Regions from separate parts of the Homo sapiens genome. Here region 2 is linked to region 1. A link is a contact called in ENCODE Hi-C or POLR2A ChIA-PET data. All regions are on one chromosome and are shown on one strand. The core of a region is the stretch at or near the end of the contact, and the rest is flanking DNA. Distances in the headings are between cores, read along the strand shown.

Region 1 (7,950 bases), core at 4,481-6,980:
CAAAGTAGAGGGACAGGGGCCTGAGATGGTGAATGCTATTGACTGGAAATGTCTTTTCTGCCTCGCTCATAAAGACTTGTATGACCCCAGTATATAAAGTGTAACTTTCCATTTCCAGAAGATTTCTTTCTCCATACATTTTGAATGTGTGGTTTATTTTACTCTACATTGAGCCCTTGATAAAATGAGAATTGGGAGTTTCAGAGGGCAGAGGGCCGGAACTTTCTGCAGCACTTGAGTCTTGCGAATGCACACAGGTCACACAGCAGCACACACTTACTGATTAAATCATCACTTGCTCAAAAGGCTTTTGCATATTAACCACTAACTTTAATCGTTTCACACTCAGGGAGCATGCATTTCTAAACAGTTAGCATGGAGCTGTGTGGCGGAGCTGCAGCTTGGCATGGTGTCCATTCGAAAGGCACATCTCGGAAGGTATTTACTATTCCTGTAGGAAATATGCTTCCTTACACATAAAGGTTATATTCTGGAAAACAGGTGGTTGAGCATAGCTAGTATTCAACGGCAGTGCTGTCAAGGGAGAAAAAATCCCAAACATCCATGTTTTCCCCAGAAGTGCAGTGTCCTTAGTGGGGGAGGAGGGGTTCTGCCAGAGGATGAAATGCATCCTAGGACATCAGGGGCACTTCCTGGGCCAAAGACCAGCTGCTACTGGGACAGCTTCTGCCTAGCCCAGCTCCCAGGGGGCTTTTCTCCTATTCCTTAGTTTCCTATAAACTATCTCTTCCCACTTTCCCACAATGAGAGGAAAGCCTCACCCCCCCCCCACCCCCCCCCCCACTTTGGAGAAGAGCTATTGCTCTTGGAAGTCTCTTGAATCTGAGCCACCCCTTATTCCCTTGGGCCTGTAATTTCAGCAGTGGTTTAAGCATGTAAGCTTTCTGTCAGGGCGTTTAAAATTTCCTAGAAGTTTGAGGGACAGAAATTACCTCCCTTGCTTCATAAGGCTTCTTTGAGAGTTAAATGAAATGGCAGATGTGAAAATGTTATGAGAATATCATTGTTAATATTATTACTATTGGCTGGGCATGCTAGCTCACACCTGTAATCCCAGTACTCTAGAAGGCTGAGGTGAGAGGATTCCTTGAGGCCAGGAGTTCAAGACCAGCCTGGGCCACACAGCAAGACTCCATCTCTACCAAAATAAAATAATTAGCTGGAAATGATGGCACCCACCTGTAGTCCCAGCTGCTCGGGAAGCTGAGGTGGAAGGATCTCTTGAGTCCATGAGTTCAAGACTGCAGTGAGCTATGATCACACCACTGCACTCCAGCCTGGGCAACAGTGCAAGAACCTCTATCAAATATATATATGATATATTACTATAAATGTGAATATATATCTTAATATATATTACTATAATCTATATTCAACTTTTGATATTTTCACTCTTTTTACAGTGTTTATAGTAGTAATATTGCTACTATAAGTACTACTATATATATTTGATATAAAATATATATGTATGTAACTACTATAAACAACACTGTAAAAACATGGAGTGGAAGTATCAAAAGTTGAATATTTCCTTGTGGCTTTAGTTATTCCTAGGCATGTTTGGAGATTTAAATATTTGGATATTCAAATATCAAAAAGCCAAAGACCTAATAAAGAAGTTTCCTATTCTACATGTGACATATGTTTATCACTTTTCCTGATTTGCCATTCTGAGGAAACAATGGAGAAAGTAAATGTTCCCCTGTTATATAGCATTGCTGTGTACATACGTAAGATGTATTTCAAATTAAGGAGAAACCTCTGGGACTGGGTGTGGTGGCTCATGCCTGTAATCCCAGCACTCTGGAAAGTCAGGGTAGGAGGATCTCCTGAGGTTAGGAGTTTCAGACCAGCCTGGGCAACATAGCAAGACCCTGTCTCTATAAGAGAAAACAAATTAGCCAGGTGTGGTGGTGCATGCCTGTAGTCCTAGCTACTCAGGAGGCTGAGGTGGGAGGATTGCTTGAACCCAGGAGTTTGAGGCTGCAGTGAGCTATGTTTGTACCACTGTACTCCAGCCTGGGTGACAGAGCAAGACCTTGGCTCTAAGAGGGGGGGATAAAAAAGGAGAAACCTCTGTAGAAGATGCTACCAGCACCCACTTCACCCTGACCACTTGAGAGCCTGCCACCCTGCCTTCTAAGTGCCAGCCCCAGCATTTCTTTGGCTGCTGAAGCCAGCATTGTTTACCTATGCAGCAGATCAGCTGTGCAGAGGATTAATGTCATAAGTGCAGTTCACCAGCAATGGCTCACAGGAGTCTGGGGCTAGCTCCCACACCCCCTGGAACCTGCATTTTCCCCCATATCCCGGAGTTTCTCCAGCAGGATTACATGCCAGTCACCCACAGCAGGATCTGGCTTGGGAACATTTCTTCCTCCACTGCCTTACCTTCCCTATCTCCTTCCCTCATCCCCTCCTCCTATTATTGGTCTTTCCTTCCCTTCCAACATAAATTCCCTGCACTCAAATTCCTGCTCAGAGTCTGCTCCAAGGGAACCCAAGCTTAGACACCCTCCAAAGAGTGGAAGGAAATCTTGTCCTAGGTTTTGACAATATTATATTTGTAATATGACTAGTTCTTGCTTTTCACAAAAACAAGGAATATTGCCTACTCTGCCCATTGTGTCAACCAATATCAAGAAATCCTTTGCTCCATGAGGATGCATTTTGACTGATTATTTAATACTCATGTTGTGATGTGAATTTTGACTGGATTACCCATGGAGAATATCTTCTGAATAAAAATATTCATTGGTACTAATGATATTTCATATTTGAATAGCACTTTACAGTTTGTAAATAAATTTAACATATATTTTCAATCAATGCATGAGAAGAAAAGGGAAGAGGAATTATCATCTAAATTCTAAGGTAGCATTATGCTACCTCTGTGTCAAAGTAAGTAAAGCAATCAAGTCTCCTAATGCCTGTATCTTCACTGCCTGGTAAAGCTTTGTGGCCAAGTGAAGGCTGCCATACCTCTTTCTAACCATGAAGGAGAAAGAGGACTGGGAGGCCTAATGTGCAGCCATTCACTTCTGGCAACTTCAGCTTCCATTTTTTGGATTAGTCTCCTCCTTTTCTTGATTTTCCAGCCCATACTCCTCTTTGGCTTTTTTTTAATCTTGGAGGAGGCAGACTAAAATTATCTCGTTTTACATTTTTTGATCCAAGGTAATAATATGTCCCCTTGAAGTTGGGTAACTGGCTAACCATTTAAAACATTAAAGATGGCTCCTTATCCTGCATCTTCTACCCAAATTAATTCCAGATGAATTGAAGATTCAAGTGAAATAAACCATCAAGTGCTGCAAGAAAACATTAGGAAAATTATTTATATGCTTTAGGTTGAGGAGTGGTTTTCTAAACATGGCACCAAATAAGGAAATTATAAGGAAAAAATTAGTAAATATGATCACATAAGAATATTAAATTTCTAGAAGGCAAGAAATGCAATGAAATTAAAATAGAGCACTGGAAAAATATTTCAACATATAACAGAGAAAGCGTAATCTTACAGATTAAGAGCTCTTGCAGATTAATTCTAAAAATATATAAACACCCCAATAATAAAATGGTAAAGGACAGGATAATTTAAAAAGAAGAAATACAAATTTCCCCTAAGCGTATGAGGCCTATCTTCAATCTAATTAGAAATCAAATAAATGTAAAATATGAAATATATTATTTTGTCTATAAAATTGACAAAGGTTGTTTAATCTATAAGTAAGCAATAGGATTGTATATTGGTATCACTTTGGGGCAGGAAAGTGGCAATTTGGGAATAGATATTGAAATTTTAAAATGTGCATTCTATCCTGCACATGGGCCCTGGAATTTAAATTAAAAGTTGAAGGAAAAAGCCAAAGGAAAAAAAAAATGTGCATTCTACTTCTAGGAATTTGTCCTAGTTAGTTAAGAAAGATATAGGCCAGGCATGGTGGCTCACGCCTGTAATCCCAGCACTTTGGGAAGCTGAGGCAGGAGGATCACCTGAAGGCAGGAGTTCAAGACCAGCCTGGCCAAAATGGCTAAACCCCATCTCTACTAAAAATACAAAAATTAGCCGAGCATGGTGGTGCACACCTGTAATCCCAGTTACTCTGGAGGCTGAAGTAGGGAGAATTGTTTGAACCCTGGAGGCAGAGGTTGCAGTGAGCCAACATCGTGCCAGTGCACTCCAGCCTGGGTGACAAAGTGAGACTCTGTCTTAAAAAAAACAGATATGAGTAACAATGCAACCATAAGGGTGTTCATATAGCATTGTTTGCTATATGTATTATATATTATTAATATGTGACATATACATATAATGTTGTTTTAAGTTGGAAATAAAATGTGCCCCAAGACCAGGTGCGGTGGCTCCCACCTGTAATCTCAGCTACTTGGGAGGCTGAGGCAGGAGGATCACTCGAGCCCAGGAGTTTGAGGCTGTAGTGAGCCACAGTTGTGCCACTTGTACTCTAGCCTAAGCAACAGGGCAAAACTCTCTCTCTTAAAAAAAAAGAGTTCCCTCAAGTCGGGTTAGGTGTAAGAAACGGGAAGCCTGGTGGCCTGTGTCCCTCTGAGAGAAGCACTGACCAGGATAAGTCTGATGCTTTAATAATAGTTCATTGTGTGCAGATGTCCCTAAAAACAGAGGCTACCCTCTCCATTCTTTACCTCAGCTTCCATTTTTTGACCCCAACTTGGATAAGTGAATCCTGCTTTATCCTCCAATTCTATCCCTGGTGGCTGAGGGCCATATGGTTTCACATGGTAGGGACAAGAGAAAATACATACTTAAAATCCTGCCTTTTCATCAAGATGTCACTAGGATCCCTGAGCAATAATGAAGCAATGAGGGGGATATCCAAGTCCACATCATAAATTTTCAGTGACCTGGAGATGGAGCCCTAAGCTCAACCTCTCTATGAGGGCTAATGACCCCACTCAACCAGATGCCCTGAAACTTGAGCCACGGTGGGTGTTGGGATTCCATGGCAGCACTGTGAGATAGAAGAGTGCTACCAGGACCCACAAAACTCCACTCTCCCTTCCCCTGTGTACCTTGTGCAAAAAGCTAATATTTCATTTGAAGAAATCCCACCCTGGAAAAAATAAGGAGTACCAGCCAAGAACTCATTCATGAGGGGAAGTTTACCAAGCATTTTGTTTTGCCTTGATCTCAGATGTTGCTCAACTGCCCCAGTTTCTCCAGTTCAGCAAGCACAGTGTTGCTCTTTCAAGAGGTAATTGGCAGGTAATTGGCTTTGCCAGCCATAACTCACAGACCTACCTCCCAGGAGATAATGAGATCTCAAAACACATGTGACGCATAAGGATGAGACCTTGCCCTGGTGATTCTGAGTCCCCAGGTATGGGTGGGGCCCAGAGATCTGCATTTTCTTTTCTTTTTTGTTTTTTCTTTGAGATGGAGTCGTGCTCTGTCTCTCAGGCTGGTGTGCAGTGGCGTGGAGATCTGCATTTTCAATAAAAACACCAGGTGATTTTCACAATCAGGCAAATGTGAGAAATATGGTAGTACAGCAACAAGGACTTGCATTAAATAGAACTTCACATTTCATGTAGGAGTCCCTAGAAAATGATCCTATTACTAGCATCCAGATCTAATAGAGAATCTGCACTTAAGTGAGGAGGCAACAAGGTAGCCTTTCTAGTAGAATACAAAGCAGCACGAACCTCCTGAGCTGCTACAGCCGGGGGACATATATTGGTGTTGCACAGGAAGCGTCAGGGAGGCCATGGTGCTGCCCAGTGGTGGAAGCCATTTTTTTCCTCTCCCATCTCAGTTAGAAATAACTCTTTACCTCCAAAGAGAATAGGGAGGTACCTGAGCCAAGACGTGTGTAATTCAGGAATGAAGAATGTGGAAAGGAGCATTACAGGCAGAGGGAAGAGCACAAGCAGAGGCACAGAGGAAAGAGGGCGTGGCTTAGGGGAACTAGAGAGAACCTCTGGTAGTGTGAGCAGGAAACGCAAGGGGGCAAGCGCTTGTAAGGAGATGATGCTGCGGGGCAGGGCTGTGCAGGAGCCAGGTCCTTGGGGGAACGTGCTGACCCCTGCTATCTACTGTGAAGCCCTGGACTTAGCAAGAAAGAGCCAGTTGGTATCTTTGATAAGGGCAATTTTAGTGGAGTGATGGTGAGAGAAGAGAGAGACCCTCTCATATTGTTTTATATTGTTTTATACTCATCACCTGTTTTAAGAAAACAACAAGGAAGTAAAACCAAAGAGGCAGCCTGGCGCCAGGCCCAAAACCAGGCCTGGGCCTGCCTGGCCTAAACCCAGTAGTTAAAAATCAACTCATAACTTAGAAACCGATGTTATTCATGGATTCCAGACACTATATAGAAGAACATTGTGAAACTTGCTGCCCTGTTCTGTTTCTCTCTGACCACTGGTATATGCAGCCCCTGTCACATACCCCTTGCTTGCTCAAATCAATCATGACCCTTTCATGTGAAATCCTTAGAGTTGTGAGCCCTTAAAAGGGACAGAAATTGTGCACTCGGAGAGCTTGGATTTTAAGGCAGTAGCTTGCCAATGCTCCCAGCTGAATAAAGCCCTTCCTTCTATAACTCGGTGTCTGAGAGGTTTTATCTGCGGCTTGTCCTACAATGGGGCCAGAAGTCAGATTACAATAGACTGAAGACAGTGAATGGGAAGTAAGAAGGTGTTAGCAGATCATGTCGATTACTCTTCCAAGAAGCTTAGTTGTAACGAAAAGGAGAACTTGGAGGACCTGTGATTGTGATGGATTGCTTTGTTTTGTTTTGATTTAAGAAAGCAGAATAGAATGTTTTGTATGCTGGGAAAGACATAGTTTATAGGGAGAGCTAAAAAGGAAGAGCAGAGGGAAAGCAGCCTAGTTACTGAAGAGGTGAGGGGGCAGGAAATGGACTTGGAGGACTCTTGGAGGGAGTGACCTTGAAGAAAGGTGAGGGAGCCCCTCTTCCCCTGAGCCTAGAGGAGAGGAGGTGACTGTAGGTGGAGAGAGATAGCATTGTGTACAGGTGGGGAATTTGGGGGCCTCTGTTTTCCTAGTGAATTAGGAGATAAGGTTGTCTGGGGGAGAAGGCTTGAGAAGAGTGGGCAAAATGTCAATGGGCAGTGCGAGGGCCAGTGGCCAGGTACACAGACAGTGGCTACTGAAGGAAACTGAGGACATATCATGGGTTATAGTTTTAGATAGGTTTTGAGTGGCACTGATTCACATAATTAACAGTTAGGTGGGCTGACGGATAGAAAATAAAGCTTATGGATTCTATTTCATTTTTTTCTTCTATTTCCATTTTCCAGGTGCCAAAAGCTGAGTTACTTACTGTCTTCATTTCACAGCTTGGTTGGCTCATCTCATCCAGGGGCTCTCACCTGCCCTTGCAGCAGAAGCATCTGAGAATCACTTAAAATACAGGTGTGTGTCTCCCTGCCCCACAGAGTTGATCTCAGGTGGGACCGGTATTCATGATCTTTAAAGCAGCCCAGGTGATTCTAATGAAGAGCCAGGATTGGGAAGCCCTCATCTTAGCTGTGTCCAGGGGAGAGTCCTTTCCAGTTCCCTGGTGAGAAACACCTGGAAGTGTATAAGAGATGACCAGGCCAGGCGCGGTGGCTCACTCCTGTAATCCCAGCACTTTGAGAGGCCGAGGCTGGGAGATCGCTTGAGGTCTTTGAAACTCTGTCTCAAAAAAGGCCGGACTTGGTGGTTCATGCCTGTAATCCTAACACTTTGGGTGGCCGAGGTGGGTGGATCACCTGAGGTCAGGAGTTTGAGACCAGCCTGGCCAACATGGTAAAACCCCATCTCTACTAAAAATACAAAAATTAGCAGGGCGTGGTGGTACAAGCCTGTAATCCCAGCTACTCAGGAGGCTGAGGAAGGAGAATTGCTTGAACCCAGGAGGTGGAGGCTGCAGTGAGCCG
Region 2 (7,950 bases), core at 1,441-3,940, 50 kb after region 1:
CCTTAACTCTCCCTTGCAATGTGAATCCGGGGCAGGTGTCAATGCCAACTACAGCTGCCACAAGTATTACTAGTCCACGTGTTCTCTTCCTTCAGGATTTGGAGGCTCTTTTTGTATCCCTCACCACGGGCAAATATTTTAAAATGTCCCTTCATGATGATGATGCTAATGTAACTGTTTTGGTACCTGGTTAAATCCAATTTTGCACATATCTGGTGTGTATTACATGGTAGAGTTATCCCTCTATCCACGCCACCCCTCCCCTGCCTATTGTGGGGTGCTGGGCGGTTGCAGTGGTCCTTGCCTTAATTGTTCAACAATTAAATTTCCCTGTCTGCACAACGGACTGTGTGAGGTTCTTGAGACAGAACTAGCCCCACAAAGAGTGCTCTGACTTTGCTCACCCCTCCCCACATCCTCAGCTGCAGGGCCTCAAGTATAACTCATAAACATAGTGTCATCAATTCCTTGAAATTCTTGTTTTTTCTTCCCAGTAATAGGGACATACAGGACTGTGCTTGGCTGTCTTTCTCAGTTGGGGGACTGCAGGCTATCTCCTATGTCTGATATTTTGCTCTTGGCTTCTCTCCCTTATTGACTAGACTGCTTCAGGGATCTGGGCAAATGGTTCCACAGATCCAAAGTTCCAGCAGCCTGTAAGTGCATGTTGTCAGGGTGACCTCGGGCAGTGTGTGGCCAGGGGAGCCCTCCATGCCAATGGCCTCATGTGGGCCTCAATGAGCAGTACAGTCCCTAAGACCTGCGTTTGAGGGCCCTGCCCATCAAAACACACACACACACACACACACACACACACACACACGCATAAATTTATTTAAAAACATACAAGCACCTCTGTAACTTGGGATCTGGCATTCAGTGCTGCCTCAGTGGGGTGCATAACCCTCAACATCCATTCTCATGATTGATGCCATGCAGGCTCCAGGGAACGCTTCTTCTCATCTTTAGCTCAGTGCCCTAAAAACAAAAGGTTACAGCCTCTCAGTGCCATGAAGGATGGTGACACTGCTGATGTTTGAGACTAACATTATGTTAAATCCAAGAAAACCTAGATTTTCTTTTAAAGGTCAGCTTGTCAAATCCTTCTTCTCAGACAGCATGAATGCAGTGACTCCTGCATTACAACGTACTGTTTCCCAAGGATGTGAATCGTCCATTTTCTTGCTTCTGTCAGTGTTCCAGTTTGTGGTTCCAGATGTACTCAAGAATTAGCATGGCTTTGCAACAGTTACACATGACACTTAAGGAGTGGCAGTAATTCTTATTACTCTAAAATTTCTATTTATAAAAGTTGAAAATCCTGTATGGATTTAGATATTCTTATAAGGGATGGTACAATTTACAAAATAAGTAAAAGCAACTTACATGACAAAATTATTTTGCATTTTTCTGTAATAACTTATTATATTGGTCCCATGATAATGGATGACATAATGTTTAAAATTCAGGAGTTATTTCTAAACCTGAGGATTGCTTTCATTTAAAAAAAATTCTGTTATAAATGTTTCAGCAAAGTTTCTTCAAGTTGAAATTAATAAACTACACTCTAAAAACGACAGCGACTCAAGGAAGGTTGTCCAATTTGGCATTAGAGCATAATCTTGATTGCAACACTACATTAAGGGATTTTGCTAAATTAGAGAAAAATAAATTTGTGGAAAAAACATAAAGATGATTTATGAATTGCTTGTCTCTAGAATATTAGGCATCCAGATATCACCAGCCCATCATCAGAACAGTGAGACTTCTGTGATAATGGTTAAATTCAGTCACTTTTGATGTTTTGCTGACATTTGGTCATATGAACGCCAAAGCTTTGCAAGAATAATTGGCAGTGTGAGAATAGAACACACTTTGGCAGCTGAATTTATAACTTTTAAATATTTGGGCACATGGCATATAGGCCTCCATTTCTCCTCCTGCCCCACTGCGCAAATGTTGGTGGCGGGCTGGAGTGGGTGGTACCGGGATCCGAGGGGCTCTGCCTTGCAGTCCCGCAGCGCGGGGCTCCGGGGAGCTGCGGGGCAGGTGCCAGAGACCCCGCCCCCGCCGCCCACCTCCTCGGGAATTGGCTGCCCTGGTCCTAGGGGGCGGCCCCAGGGTCGGGATGAAGTCTGGGGTCGCGGGCGCGGGCTGCGTGGGGTTTCAGTTACTCGTGGAGTTTCAGTTACTCGTGGACAAAGCGCCGCGCGCTAGCATAGCGGCCCGGGCGGAGTTCCCCTTCCCTTTCCCTTTCCTTCCACATCCGCACGCTCGTTCTCCCTCCGCGCCTTGCCCTCCTCCCGACTCCTGGGTCCGGCCCCTTCGGGGGAGGGTGGGGCGCTCGGGTCTCCGGGTCTCGCGTGCGTGTGTCCGAGCAGTCCTGGGCGGTGGGCGAAGGCGCGGCTTGGGGACCCGGGAGGGGCCGGGGCGCGGGGGCTGCAGGAAGTGGAGGCGGCCGCCGCTCGGGGACCGGCTTGGCGGGGTGAGAGACACCCGGAAACGGATTCCGCTTCGGGGCCCGCGCGAGTTGGGTGCTTCGGAGGGCGCGAGAGGAGCGGGCGGGTGCTGCTGAGTAATCCCCGCGGCGGCGGCCGGACGCCCACCTCCCACGCCGCGCCGCAGCCGGGCCGCGGCTCCTCCCTCCGCGGTCCTTCCCTCCTCTTCCCTCCCGTCTTCTCCCCTCCCCTCCCCTCCCCTCCCGGCTCCGCTTGGCTCCGGGCAGGTAGAGCCGGGCTCCGGGCGCGCGCGGGGCCGCAGCAGCTGCTCCCGATCTCGCCTCGGCCCAGCGCAGGGCCTCGCACGCCCATGGCCGGCTCGGAGCAGCAGCGGCCGCGGCGGCGGGACGACGGAGACTCGGACGCGGCAGCGGCGGCGGCGGCGCCCCTGCAGGACGCGGAGCTGGCCCTGGCCGGCATCAACATGCTGCTCAACAACGGCTTCAGGGAGTCGGACCAGCTTTTCAAACAATACAGGTGACCCACGCGTCCCCGATTCCCCAACCCTGCAGCGCGCACCTCGTGTCCGGCTCACGCGCCTCGACCTGCGGCCCCCGGGAGCCCCCTCCCCCTCCTGTCGGTCACCGATTCCGGTCCTCAGGTCTCCTCCCTGGCAAGATCAGCCAGAGGGAATGCGCCTCTGCCACATCTCCTCGTCCACCCCCTACCCCCGGCTCCGTTGTCCTTTCCCTCCCGGGACCCGCCGCGCGCCCGCCCCGCGCGCCCGCAGTCCCCCTCTCACTTTCTCCCAGCCTCGCCCTCCCACAGACGTGCCCGGTGCCGGTAGGCTCCTCTCTGCAGGGCAGCTGGCTTTGGGACCGGATGAGATTTGAGGCAGCAGCGAGCCTGGGACCCGGGCTTGTCGTGACTCTGGCTCGCGTGCTGCCCCGGCAGCCTTTGTGACACGGAGCCCTCCGGCTGCCTGCTCCTCGCGCCTCGCATGGCTCTGCAACATTGTGCAATTCCAGACGCTTTTATTGTTTGAAAACAGATACGCACAATTGCTTTGCCGTGCAGGAATTTAAAAATTTCAGCTCAACTCTGCCCACTCATCTCTCTGCCTTGTCTTCTGCAAACTCAGTCCTCAAAATGAGTTCCTGATGTCTTTCAAGCAGGCGTTATTTATTAAGAATTTTTCCAACGTAAATAAAGGAAGGAAGAAAATGGAGGGATTTTTAAAAAGTATGAGAATGGTAGGAAAACACGTGTGTTCAGTTAATTTTTTATTTGTCTTTTAAAAAATAAAGCGAAAGAACTGAAACCTGGTAGTTTTCCTGTGGGAGTGGAAGGAACCTTCATTTCTTTGGGGACCTGGAGTGTTTGTTCTCGGGTTGAGGAAGCAAGTTTGTGATTTGCCGTCTGATTGTTGACGAGCCTTAAGGACGTTGATTAGCAGCTTTCCCCAACACGTTTAAGGACCACATGCTTCACGCTATGGAGACCCTGTAGTTTGGTTGGAATGAGAGGACCAATGTACAACTGTGACCGGGAGACAGAGTCTGTAAGAATGAGAATGCCTAAAGTCTCAGACCTCAGAGAATGGTGGTTTCTACCCAGCAGAGCTTCCACCTTCTTAATGGCGAAGCAAGTATCTCACAACTGTGAACTTTTCACTAAAGCCCTTTTACTTTTAAATCGGTGATTTTTTCCCCCCTTTGGTCTGAAAGTAAAAACAACTTCGCTTTACTTAGAACATTTCATTTTTAAAGCATACAGGTCTGGTTTCAAGATGGAGTTTCATCAAAGGCTGTTGATGGGGGATTTAAAAGGTTTACTTGTCACACAATTTCTCTTTTGTAGTTTTTAAGAAGCCCTCAGGAAAAAAGGTGTGAATATTTCCTGTACCGTGCTATGATTCCTTTTTTAGACTACCAGTTTGTGTCGTATGAGAGAAGGATGGAGATAGTTGTAGAGTCAAATTTACCCTTTTTAGTTGATGATTTAGGTACTTGCATGTTTAAGTACTTCTTGCTTTGAAGTCTCCTGTGATATTTATTTTAATGGTCTTTTTTAACCCTTCTTTAGTAGGCGAAAATACTACCTTTACATTGAAAGCATGAAATTTTTGCACTATCTAAGAAATTTTATGCACTGTTAATAGAAGGCAGTATATGAGTGGTTGGAAAACTCTCTCCCAGCAACAGCAGAGAGATGCCCCTTCAAAGATACTTCTCTGTGGGTGAGTGCGTTGGAGGTGTCCAGGGAATATTTACCTTGTATAGCTAGGTGCTGTCTGCTTGTATTTTGAAATGGGAACTGAAGATAAGGCAGGGAAAACTGTAGTACCTCTTTTCTGCCAAGCACAGTGCTAGACACATTCCCTTATATATTCTCACTATTCTCATGACAACAAAAGAGTGAGGTGTATCTTATCATGACAGTTTTGTAACGAGGGACATGAGACTTAGTTTTTACTGTGGACCAGGACACAAACACTATAGTTCTAAATCAAGGACTCTTTTCATTTTACCATTCTGCTTCCCTCACTAAATTTATGATAATTTGTCATCTGCTCTGAGACCTTATTTTCCAGCAATGTTAAAAAGCCTTTTTTAGAGATGGTGGGAGGGAAAAAGACAGGTAGACAGAGATGGTATCATCCTATCAGCTTTCCTTGGCTCCATCTGATTTGTTTGTGGTGTGGACAATCATTGCGTTCTTCCCCCCTCCCAAAAGGTGCTTCTGATGTATGTTTTGGAAAGCACGGTTGCATACAGGTGTGATCATGGACCAGAGTCCTGCAACCTGGGTTCCAGTCTTTTGCCATTTTGTGGCTGCTGACTTTGGTTTCTCAAAATTTGCTTCCTTATCTATAAAATAGGAGTAACAGTAAGAGTACCCACATTATCGTGTGGTGGTTAGAATGAAAAGAAATAATCCATGGCCCCGACTAAGTGTAAGCACTCAATAAACTCTAGCTAGCTTCTGTACGTGGTGCCTTCCCCGCTAGTATTGTGTTTTCTTCTTGACTGCATAGTTCGAGTACAAGACACAATGTCCTGTGTGCAGGTAGCTTTTCTATTTAAAGTTCATCTTACGTATTACGTATGAAGGATTTAAGACTCTGTTATGCATTGGGAAACTTCCCTTTCTGTTCCAAAGTTAAATGGCCTGCTGAAGGCTCAGCAGTGACTTGATAAATGTTTGAGGAGCACCCCCCTGGCTCATTTTATCTACATAACAGGGATAGGCAAATTACCCTCTCTGTCTCCTTTTTTAATGATTGTTTATCACAGGGGGACACCCTTCCTCTACTAGTAAACCTTCCAGAGTCTTATTGTTACAATTTAACAGTAGAAACGTATTTTGTATCTAGTGTAACAATATTTTTTATTAAAGCAAGAAGGTCATTTTCTCATGCCACCTTACTAGAATGGTGAAAGTTTATCAACAGCTGCCTGATGAGAAATGGTTACTTTGTAGAAACAGATTATCCTGAAGGCCACTCTTGAATTCGTGGCAAGTCTGGATTGTATAATTCAGATATTATGCATATAGGAATTAGAAATATATGCACAGTTAGAAGCCTTCTTTTGGAATATAGGGCAGCTCCCTGGTTGGGATTTGAAACTGTAGCTGCCTTTCTATTGGAAGTATAGTAATAATGTAGCAACAAACTGCCCTTTGGTGGTGCTGAGCCACCATTATGCACTTTGAGGTGTTTTCCCAAAGGTTAGGATAGATTTGTCCTGCTGGAGGGCGCTTCTGCTTTGAACCCAAGTCCATGTGTTTGTAAGTTCGTGATCTTGACCACCTGAAGTCAAGTTCCTGATCTTGGTCTTAGTGCCCAGTGCTCTAGTCTAGCAGCAGTCGCTCCCCCTCCACACACACACACTCATTCCCTTCCTCACTCACTGTTTGCATATGTGACGTGCACTCAGACCTTTAGTTGCTCAGGCACATAAGACAGGCTGTGGGTTAGGTGCCAAAGACATGTGCTAGATATTTCGGTGCTGCAATGTAGGTGTAGGTAAAGCTGATGGTGATAGGGAGGCTGGGAGACATACGCATGGTCCCCTGGAGCCTGTGGAAGAAAAGAGAAGCAGCGTCTAACTCAGCCTGAAGGACAGTTTTGTGGAGGAAATGATGCCTGAGCATTATGATGGGGTAGAAGAGAATCAGTTGAATGAGGAGTTGGGAGGGGCGGGGCAAGGAGAAAAGGAGAATGTGAGAGGTGGTGAGGTTTAAACGGAAACCTAGGAGAGGAAACAGCGGAAAAACCCACGTGGAGACATGAAATGACATTGGGAAAAGAGTGGTCAGAACTGCAGGCTCACAAGTGTTGCTAGGCCGTTGCACTGGATGGCTTGTTCTGCACTTATTTTCTTCCTACCACTGGTCAGTCCATGTTTCCCATGGTCGGTGCTTTCCTCAGGTTTACTTTGCTACTGGGTGTCTCGTCAACTCACTTTTCACCATGACCATTGTCCACAGCGTGGCTGTCACAGCCATAATTCACCGTTGGCTCCTTGGGACTTCAGGATCCTAACGTCACCACCTTTTTTCTCTTTATGGCTTGACATATTACTTTTTAACAGAGGACTGGCAGTAATGAAGCACATGGAGGCCTGAGGAGCGTGAGACGTTTGGAGCTTCTGACCCAAATGAGCTTCGCAGTTCTTATTTCTGCTGCCCTGATGCTGAGCCTCCCTCCTCCCCTCTTGAGGTTACCAGCCCATCTCCCGCTTTAACTCTTGGCATTCTTTTTGATCCTAAGACTTCTGCAGTCTTTACCTCTGCCAGGGCTACTACCAGTTTCTGGCTGTAGATATTTTAAAGAGTCCTACTTACTCATGGTCAACTAAAATAGGAAACATGTATCGTTACTATGAATGTTTATTGGTACATAGTTGCTATGAATTGTGACACTTCCTTTTCCATTTTAAACTATAAAATGGCGAAAATGTATTAAAAAGCAAGAAAAATGTATAGTAAGTAATGTGAGTGTACATCAAAGGAATGTATGGACCCTAAATTGTTTAACACAGTTTTTGGCGCATGTGACAAAGCCATATGAGAAAGCCATAGGATCTGTGGCCTCATTTTGTGAGCATGTTGATTGCAGAGCCAGTGTTACCATACAGATGGTTCCATATAATCCAGGAGTTGGTAAACTATGGCCCGTGGGCCAATTCTAGCCTGACACCAGCTTTTGTAAATAAAGTTTTGAGACACAGCCATGCTCATTTGGTTATGTGTGGTCTGTGGTTGCTTGTGCACTACACCTGCAGAAATGAGTAGTGTCAGAGACCATATGGCATGCAAAGCCTAAAATATCTACTCTCTGGCCTTTTACAGAAAAAGTTTTTTGACTTCTGAGAAAACCTCAGCGCTTCCTGGAGAAACTCAAAGGCGCTTGTAAGAGATGTTGAGTCAGCAGGCCTCTGAGCCTCTTCTCTGCCTAAAACCATGTCAGATTCTTGGGAGGACTGGAAGGACTTGCAGGCTGTCC

Evidence for each region. Hi-C counts contacts between places; a loop is a spot of excess contacts on that map. ChIA-PET counts read pairs that join two places held with the same protein, here RNA polymerase II (POLR2A). Pooled maps may share reads with other maps.
Region 2: a map of CD8-positive, alpha-beta T cell shows a loop between it and region 1 (4-fold over the local background). The contact joins the promoter of TTC39C here to the enhancer-like site in region 1. A Hi-C loop is called at or near these places in 14 of 168 maps with a recorded cell type or tissue (B cell, CD4-positive, alpha-beta T cell, CD4-positive, alpha-beta memory T cell and 9 more), 16 of 37 single-sample maps with no recorded cell type and 26 of 50 pooled maps. POLR2A ChIA-PET finds 5 or more read pairs at or near these places in 16 of 52 experiments (CD4-positive, alpha-beta T cell, CD4-positive, alpha-beta memory T cell, CD8-positive, alpha-beta T cell and 12 more).

The regions. Positions count from the first base shown.
Region 1 is chr18:23,958,706-23,966,655 of GRCh38, forward strand. All of the region lies in intron 1 of LINC02958 (long intergenic non-protein coding RNA 2958), which reads right to left. Among named protein-coding and RNA genes, the nearest start is that of LINC02958, 20 kb to the right of the region's middle. Within about 2 kb of position 5,731, at least 4 of the 41 ENCODE cell types and tissues checked have a DNase peak (open chromatin) inside an H3K27ac peak, as active enhancers do; they include CD8-positive, alpha-beta T cell, where a contact is called at or near this core.
Region 2 is chr18:24,012,064-24,020,013 of GRCh38, forward strand. TTC39C (tetratricopeptide repeat domain 39C) reads left to right here and starts at 2,691. Exons shown (of 14, transcript NM_001135993.2): 1 at 2,691-2,975. The coding sequence starts at 2,809. TTC39C-AS1 (TTC39C antisense RNA 1) reads right to left here and starts at 3,397. Exons shown (of 6, transcript NR_110796.1): 1 at 3,241-3,397; 2 at 854-978. RefSeq lists silencers at 1,928-2,847, 2,928-3,107 and an enhancer at 7,935-7,950.